3 separate regions of the Homo sapiens genome follow, and regions 2 and 3 are each linked to region 1. Evidence: chromatin contacts called from ENCODE Hi-C or POLR2A ChIA-PET data. All regions are on one chromosome and are shown on one strand. The core of a region is the stretch at or near the end of the contact, and the rest is flanking DNA. Distances in the headings are between cores, read along the strand shown. Region 1 overlaps ARHGEF3 (Rho guanine nucleotide exchange factor 3). Region 2 overlaps PXK (PX domain containing serine/threonine kinase like). Region 3 overlaps FLNB (filamin B).

The links. A loop is a pair of places that touch in the nucleus more often than their neighbours do. ChIA-PET counts read pairs that join two places held with the same protein, here RNA polymerase II (POLR2A). Pooled maps may share reads with other maps.
Region 2: a pooled map shows a loop between it and region 1 (5-fold over the local background). The contact joins two enhancer-like sites. A Hi-C loop is called at or near these places in 1 of 37 single-sample maps with no recorded cell type and 2 of 50 pooled maps.
Region 3: a loop to region 1 is called in a pooled map, with 4 times the contacts of the local background. The contact joins two enhancer-like sites. A Hi-C loop is called at or near these places in 3 of 37 single-sample maps with no recorded cell type and 3 of 50 pooled maps. POLR2A ChIA-PET finds 5 or more read pairs at or near these places in 1 of 52 experiments (activated T-cell).

The regions. Positions count from the first base shown.
Region 1 is chr3:56,757,298-56,760,207 of GRCh38, reverse strand. All of the region lies in intron 2 of ARHGEF3 (Rho guanine nucleotide exchange factor 3), which reads left to right. Among named protein-coding and RNA genes, the nearest start is that of ARHGEF3, 43 kb to the left of the region's middle. Within about 2 kb of position 1,432, at least 23 of the 41 ENCODE cell types and tissues checked have a DNase peak (open chromatin) inside an H3K27ac peak, as active enhancers do.
Region 2 is chr3:58,348,524-58,351,433 of GRCh38, reverse strand. The region is part of intron 1 of PXK (PX domain containing serine/threonine kinase like); the gene reads right to left. Among named protein-coding and RNA genes, the nearest start is that of PXK, 17 kb to the right of the region's middle. RefSeq lists an enhancer at 1,649-1,928. Within about 2 kb of position 1,498, at least 9 of the 41 ENCODE cell types and tissues checked have a DNase peak (open chromatin) inside an H3K27ac peak, as active enhancers do.
Region 3 is chr3:58,033,629-58,036,538 of GRCh38, reverse strand. All of the region lies in intron 1 of FLNB (filamin B), which reads right to left. Among named protein-coding and RNA genes, the nearest start is that of FLNB, 27 kb to the right of the region's middle. RefSeq lists an enhancer at 1,172-1,671. Within about 2 kb of position 1,403, at least 6 of the 41 ENCODE cell types and tissues checked have a DNase peak (open chromatin) inside an H3K27ac peak, as active enhancers do.

The DNA.
Region 1 (2,910 bases), core at 183-2,682:
GGAGGTCAACTTAGTGGTACATCTCAAACATTAAAATGTTCATACTTCTTAGACCAAGGAATTCCACTTAAGGAATTCCTGCCTTTTAGAAGTATCAGCACAAATACACAAAGCATGTTCACTGAGGCACTTTTTGTAATAGCCAGACACTGGAAACAATTTTAATGTCCATCAGTTGTGGATTGATTAAATCAATAGGTCTGTCCAGACTATGGGAGGGATACTAATTCTGCAGCCATTAAAAAGAATACGTGAATTTGAGGTAATGGAAATGTTTTGGAACTAAATAGAGATGGTAGTTGTACAACCTTGTGAATATACTAAATAGCACTGAATTGTTCACTAAAAAATGGTTAATTGTAGGCTGGGCACAGTGGCTCATGCCTGTAATCCCAGCAGTTTGGGAGGCTGAGGCGGGAGGATCTCTTGAGACCAGAAGTTCAAGACCAACCTGGGCAACACAGCAAGACCCCATGTCTACTAAATCAAAAATACAAAAGTTAGCCAGGCACTTGCTTAGCGGTGGCACTCATCTATAATCTCAGCTACTCAAGAGATTGAGGTGGAAGCATCACTTGAGCCCATGAGTTTGAGGTTACAGTGAGATATGGTTGCACCACTGCACTCCAGTATGGGCAACAGAGCAAGACCCATCTCCAAAAAAACAACAACGAAAAAGTAATTGAGTTATGTAAATTTCACCTCAAGATACTGTCAAGTAGAAAGAGAAAACATTCTCGGCCAGGCGCGGAGGCTCACGCCTGTAATCCCAGCACTTCGGGAGGCCAAGGCAGGCGGATCACGAGGTCAGGAGATCGAGACCAACATGGTGAAACCCCATCTCTACTAAAAATACAAAAAAATTAGCTGGGCCTGGTGGCGGGCTCCTGTAGTCCCAGCTACTTGGGAGGCTGAGGCAGGAGAATGGTGTGAACCCAATAGGCAGAGCTTGCAGTGAGCCGAGATCGTGCCACTGCACTCCAGCCTGGGCGACAGAGCGAGACTCCATCTCAAAAAAAAAAAAAAAAAAAAATTCAGTTTTCTATGAATGTTAACAAATGCATGGAAAAAGTTTGGAAAGAGCTAGAACAAACTTAACAGTTGTTACTTCTAGGAGATAGACTTGGGGAAATGAGGGCATTTGTACTTAATTTTATATACTTTTGTAATGTATGAGAATTTAAAGTTAGCATACATTATTTTCAAACTGGTAGGGGGAGTTTAAAGTTAGCCAAGGACTGAAAATATAACAGGATAGGAGGTTGATTCTCTCAAGTGAAAGTGGAAACTTTCATTTTGAAGTTTTTGTGTGTGTTTCCTTTCTTTCTGCTCTTTAATTCTTAACTCAGCTGCCATCAGAACTGCAAACTGGGTTGAGCAAGTTACTTAATGACTCACTGCACTTGTTTTGACCTTTTAATGCTTGTGGCTAATTGATTCCGAGTGCTGGCGATCTGTGTGCATTTAGTTCCTGGTTACTGTTTACAAGGGACTGTTTTTAAGAGATCACAAGGATTTGTAAGATACCATTAGTGAACTGTGTATTTGGTGCAAGTACTTTCTTGACCTGCATAGGGCTGGTCCAGCCATCATGAGCTCATTAGTGAGCCCAGGAGCACCCCCACTACTTGTGCCAGCCTAAGGGGCTTGTGTTGCTACTTGCAGAGTGAGCGTCCTGCTTCCAGAAGGTTGTGGTAATACCCTGAAGCTCTTTGGAAGTTTCTTTTTACATTTTTCATTTATTCTTACATATATATCTATATATATTTTTTTAATTTAGAACTGAAATGAGGTCTTGCTACGTTGCCCAGAGTGGTCTCGAACTCCTCAGCTCAAGCCATCCGCCTGCCTTGGCTTCCCGAAGAACTGGGATTACAGACATGAGCCACCAAGCCCCGCCTCATTTTCTATTTTTTTTTTTTTCCTTTAGAGGGAGTCTTGCTCTGTCGCCCAGGCTGGAGTACAGTGGCGCAATCTCAGCTTACTACAATCTCCACTTCACGGGTTCAAGCAATTCTTCTGCCTCAGCTTCCCAAGTAGCTGGGATTACAGGCACCTACCATCACGTCCAGCTAATTTTTTTTGTATTTTTAATAAAGACAGGGTTTCACCATGTTGTTCAGGCTGGTCTTGAACTCCTGACCTCAGGTGATCCGCCCGCCTCAGCCTCCCAAAGTGCTGGGATTACAGGCGTGAGCCACCACGCCCGGCCATTTTAGACACTTTGGGAGGCCGAGGCGGGCGGATCACGAGGTCAGGAGATGGAGACCACCCTGGCTAACACAGTGAAACCCCGTCTTTTCTAAAAATACAAAAAATTAGCCGGGCGTGGTGGCAGGTGCCTGTAGTCCCAGCTACTTGGGAGGCTGAGGCAGGAGAATGGTGTGAACCCGGGAGGCGGAGCTTGCAGTGAGCTGAGACTGCGCCACTGCACACCAGCCTGGGCGACAGAGCAAGACTCCATCTCAAAACAAAAAAAAAAGGCTAAAAATATATAAAGGAGGACAGAAATCACTCATAATGTCAACATGAAACAACAATAGAATTTTGTGATGTTCCCTTTATATCTTTGCTCATGTGCATTTTTTGCATAACTATAAAATGTTCACATATAGATTTTTAATCCTGATTTTATTTTAGGCTACATAGAAGGGGTGTTTACATTTTAAATTATCTCTGAATTGTCTAGATAATATTCCATCCAGCAGGTAATTATAACTTTTTTTTTTTTCTGAGACGGAGTCTCACTCTTGTCGCCCAGACTGGAGTGCAGTGGCACGATCTTGGCTCACTGCAATCTCCGCCTCCTGGGTTCAAGCGATTCTCCTGCCTCAGCCTCCTGAGTAGCTGGGATTACAGGCACATGCCACCACGCCCCGGCTAATTTTTGTACTTTTAGTAGAGACGGGG
Region 2 (2,910 bases), core at 249-2,748, 1.6 Mb before region 1:
CACACACACACACACACACACACACACACACACACACAAATAGCTAGCTGTGGTGGCGCACACCTGTAGTCTCAGCTATTTGGGGGGCTGAGGCGGGTGGATCACTGAAGCCCAAGAAGGATCATTTAAGCCCAGGGAGATGGAGGCTGCCGTGAGCCGTGATTGCACCACTGCACTCCAGCCTGGGCGATAGAGTGAGACCCTTTCTTGGAAAAATAAAATAAATTAAATAAGGAATCCTGAGTAATAAAGATTGAGATCATCTGAGCTTGGGTAAGAGCCTGGTATGTTATCAATGATAAATGCACCTTTTTTCCTTTGACAAGGGAGCTTTTGGTCATTTTACTACTCATCAGTACTTTCTGTGCTGGGGAGACTGGGAAAACAGAAGATGAAAGTAAAGTAAAGGAGCTCTTCTACTTGTAACAGGGCTGCTAAAGCATTTAGTGGGAGAGAAGCTTGAAACTATAGGCTGAAGTCAAGCTAGAAGTCCCTACTGGTTTTAATAATGGTCACCATCACTTAGGATAACGTACATATAAATCTATCCTTCCTACTCTGAGAAGGTTGCTGTGTCATCCTGAGACACTAGCTCCAATTTCATAACCAACTGTGGAAGTGACCACAGTACACATGCCATGCAGACACATATCTTCAGAGAGGGAGGTATAACTGCTCTGCTTATGGGGCACTTACTCTCTGCCTTCTAGCCCTCAGTTTACTCCATCTCCCAACAATGTCTGAAGGGAGGCGTCACTACATCTCTTATACAACAAAAACCCTGAAGCTCAGAGAGGGTAGATGCCTTAAACAAGGGCGCACCACTAGTATGTGATGAGAATAGACTCCACCCCAGGCCAGTCTGACCCAGGGGCACAGCGGTTCCTACCTTCTATGCCCTTGGACACAATACTTTCACATGCTCCAAGGACTCATTTTGATGAACAGAGTGCAGCTGGACAGGCAGAACCAGTCTATCAAGTCAGGGGGAAGCTGACAGGGTGAAGGGCAGAGTAAGGACAAGAACCCGGGCCTGGAGAATATGAGTTACTATAGCAATAGAGCTCTCAGAATACCACAACCACCTGGTTTTAATACCCCTATACTTTGCAGCCTACCTCCTACTACATGGACACAAACTGCTGGAGCTGAATGTAATGTGAGCACCACCTAGAAGTTATGTACAAGTAAGAAACTATTTTTTCTCCAAAATGTTAAGCAAGCCCCATAATGTACATTAGGCAGTTAAGAAGCAGTCGAAAGGAACATTTTTATAAGAACATGCCTAAAGTGGACATCAGGTTTATGTGATCCTCAGCAATTTGAATAGTAGTTAATTTCAGTTGTACAAAAACGGAACAGGGTCCTCCACAAAGCTGTTTTGCTTCTACACTGTGCTCCTGTTAAACTCCCCAAGGTACTAATAACGGTTGCACCTCAGTGAGCTTCCTTCCTGTGTGTTACTCTTAAAAACCACAGAGGCTCTGGGACTCAGTAGTCACAAAACCCCAATGGCTGCAGGGCTAGCAGGTTCTATCCGTTAAGCTCAGTCTTTCTCAACCAGTTCAGCAGTTTGAAGAGAGCAGTGACCTAAGGCTTGATATCCAATATGGTAGCCACTATGCACAAGGGACTACTGAGCTCTTGGAATGTGGATAGGGTGACGAAGGGACTGAATTTTTAGCTTAATTTTATTAGCCTAGTGGCTAAAATACTGGATAGTGTGCAGTTACAGACTGTTTATTTGCAGGTATAAACACAGATATTTATGAAAATGTGGCCAGGTGCTGTGGCTCATGCCTGTAATCCCAGCTCTTTGGGAAGCCGAGGAGGGTAGATCATTTGAGGTCAGCAGTTCAAGACCAGCCTGGCCAACATGGTGAAACCCCGTCTCTACTAAAAATACAAAAATTAGCCAGGCGTGGTGGCAGGAGCCTGTAATCCCAGCTACTCAGGAGGCTGAGGCAGGAGAATCGCTTGAACCGGGGAGGCAGAGGTTGCAGTGAGCCAAGATCACATCACTGCACTCCAGCCTGGGCGACAGAGTGAGACTCCGTCTCAAAAAAAAAAAAAAAAGATATTTATGAGAATGAAAGCATACTAAACATAGTGTGTTATGACTTGCTTTTTCTCTCACTTAATATAACATGGATCTCTCTCCATAACAACACATTTGGGATTTTATTTTTAATTTCTTTTGGAGATGGGGTCTGGCTCTGTCGCCCAGGCTGGAGTGCAGTGGTACAACCATAGCTCACTGCAGCCTTGAACTCCTGGGCTCAAGTGATCCTCCCACCTCAGCCTCCCTAGTAACTGGGGCTACAGGCATGAGCTACCATGCCTGGCAAATATTTTTAATGTCTGTATCTCTGCTGCCTAGTAGCCACAAGCAATATGTGGCTACTGAGCATCTGATATGTGGCTAGTCCCAATTGAGATATGCTGTAATTGTAAAATACACACCAGATTTCAAATACTTTTATGACAAGAGGAATGCAAAACATATTAATTAAAAAAAAGTACAGACAGGGTCTCACTCTGTTACCTAGGCTGGAGTGCAGTGGTGCAATCATAGCTCACTGCAGCCTCCACTGCCTGGGCTCAAGGGATTCTTCTACTCAACCTCCTGAGTAGCTGAGACTACAGGTATGCCACCACACCTGACTTTTTTTTTTTTTTAAGTTTTGTAGAGACTAGATCTTGCTATATTGCTTAGGCTGGTCTCGATCTCCTGGCCTCAAGCAATCCTCCCTCCTCAACCTGCCAAAGTGCTGAGATTACAGGCATTAGTCACTGCACCTAACATAGTAATAATTTTTATAATGATTCCATGTTGAAATTATAATATTTTGGATATATTGGGTTAAATATATTATTTAAATTAATTTCACCTGTTTCTTTTTACTTTTT
Region 3 (2,910 bases), core at 154-2,653, 1.3 Mb before region 1:
TCAGCTGACACCTCCCAGAGCGGTAATCTGGCTCAACCAGTTCTGCCATCCCACCCAGGAACAGAAGACAGCAAGAAAACGTCACTTCGACCCCCTGTGACTCCATCTCCAACTTGACCAATCAGCACTCCCCACTTCCTGAGCCCCTACCTGCCGAATTATCTTTAAAAACTCTGATCCCAAATGCTCGGGAGACTGATTTCAGTAACAATAAAATTCTAGCCTCCCACACAGCTGGCTCTGGGTGACTTACTCTTTCTCCATTGCAATTCCTCTGTCTTGATAAATCAGCTCCGTCTAGGCAGCAGGCAAGGTGAACTCGTTAGGTGGTTACAAAACTGGGGTCCAAAGCCCCAGAGCTGACGAAGAGCACAGTCAGAATAAAGAAACAGGTATCCTGAGTCCACGTCCTTCTCATTCTGTGCTCTAGGGTCCTCTTTCATCTGAATCAGCAGCATTTACAGCCATGGAGTCATTATAAAGAAAAGCAAATCTGTCCTAAGTCTTGAGTCAATTAATTAAGGAGTTTAAATGTATGGGTCCAAAACAATTAAGCTTTGTGGAATAAGAGCCCGGGTGAGCTCACCAGTGAGAGAAGGATGGTCTCATTTGAAAGTACATCTCTGTAGAAAGTTAATTCCAATAAAAATCTTTCCCATGCTGCCGCCCCAGGCCGAGAATGTTGTACTGAGCCAAACTTCACACGTAGCTGACTGATCCATCCAGCAAAGAGTGGTCTCCTTTAGCTAAGGCCGTGATCAAGAGGCATTCTGTCCAACTAGGAATTCTCAAAACTTCCACTTTCCTCCTAGCAGAACCTTCCAATCTGGAATCACACTCACAATGACTGAGGCTGCTGGCTTGTCCGAAGTCCAAGCCCTATAACCACGGATCTTTTTTTAGTTTTTAATTGGGGAGAGTCACTGTGGTTGAGCTACATTTTCCTCTCCTTCAACATGGACCCTGGAAGGCAATCAAACCCCTTATTTCTCACACATTCATTATTTCTTTCAACTCTTCCTCTTAAAAAAGTTGGGGGTGGGGTACATGTTGCGTTCCCTAAACCACCATTCTGCCCCCTCTTCAGATGGAAATCCCTCAAGTCTACAGACTGAGGCTCACAAATGAAGTTACCTGATATTTTAAGAGGCATGGAAATTACACCACTTAAATTTGAAGTCAGATTTTATTTCATATCCAAGTCTAAGTAACAGCTTTTAATTACATAGACAGCTTAAAAGAAACCTCAAGCACTCTGCAATTTACGTGTATTTTGGGTTTGGTTTTGTTTTTGTTTTCCTGTTTGATCTGCCTGTGAGGTGAAGAGGTAATCTCACTTCACAGATGTGGACAAGGGGATTACCCTAAGTCACACAGCCTGTGACACCAGGGTTTCATCAAACAAAGGGGCTTTCTAAAGAATAAATGGCAACCTAGTGACACAGGAAGCCACGTGAAACACCTCCTTGAGGTCCACTCCACCAATCCTCTGCAATGTCCCCAATTTCAGGTAGAACATGTGATCTAGGACAAGCCAGTCCCAAGAGTCATTCCCAAGAGTCAAACACCCTTGCCAGTGGTGGGCTGAGATGTGAGCAGGTGACATAGGCTGGTCCAATCACAGTGAACCTCAGGGCTTTCCTGGGACTGCTGGGATCAGGGCCCGCCTTCTTCCTCTGGGAGGTGTGGGGTGTGGCTGCGGGCCTGGGACTGCTACACCCACCCGTCTGTGGAGAGACAACAGAATCAGAGAAGCAGAGCCAAGGCTCTCTGATGCCCTGGAGACTTCCAGGTCCAACTGCCTGCCTACCCCTTGACTTTTCAGTTACGAGAGCCAATGAGCTCCCTTTTTGGATAAACCAGGATTAGGTAGGTTTCCCATGACTTGGAACCATATACATCCTAATGGATACATTTATATTCAAAGTCTTTCTCTACTGCTTCCTGGCTGTGCCACAAGTTACTAAACCTCTCAGTGCCTCGGTTTCCTCATTTGTAAAATGGTGGAGTGTTAGAATGAAGTGCGATACTTGGTGTAAAAACCAACTGAGAACAGTCTCTGGCCTGTAGCAGGGATTCGCTTACCACTGCACTCCAGCCTGGGCGACTAGGGCGAAACTCTCAAAAAAAAAAAAAAATTGTCTTTAAAAAACAGAACCTTTTTGTGGCTAGGATGTGCAAGAACTGGAGCTCTCAAACACTGCTCGTGGAAATGTAAAACAATACAACCACTTTGGGAAACAGTTTGGCAGTTTCTTGAACAGTTAAACGTACACCTATGATGTATGATCCTAACATTCCACTCAGAAAAATAGAAATATACATCCATACAAAGAGTAGTAAAAGATGTTCATGATAGCTTTATTTAGAAACCACCCGGCCAGGCGTGGTGGCTCACACCTATAATCCCTGCACTTTGGGAGGCAGAGGTGAGCGGATCGCCTAAGGTCAGGAGTTCGAGACCAGCATGACCAACATGGTGAAACCCCGTCTCTACTAAAAATACAAAAATTAGCCAGGTGTGGTGGCAAATGCCTGTAATCCCAGCTACTCAGAAGGCTGAGGCAGGAGAATTGCTTGAACCCGGGAGGTGGAGGTTGCAGTGAGCCAAGATCACACCACTGCACTCCAGCCTGTTCAACAGAGTGAGACTCCGTCTCAAAAATAAATAAATAAATAAGAAACCACCCAAATGTTATCAACAGAAGGATGTATAAACAAAATGTAGTATATCCATACAATGGACTACTACTCAGCAATAAAAAGGAATAGGACTATTGACACATGCAACAAGGATGAATTTCAGAATAACTATGCTAGAAGAAGCCAGACAAAAAGAGTACATACTGGCAGGGCGTAGTGGCTCATGCCTGTGATCCTAGCACTTTGGGAGGCCAAGGCGGGTGATCA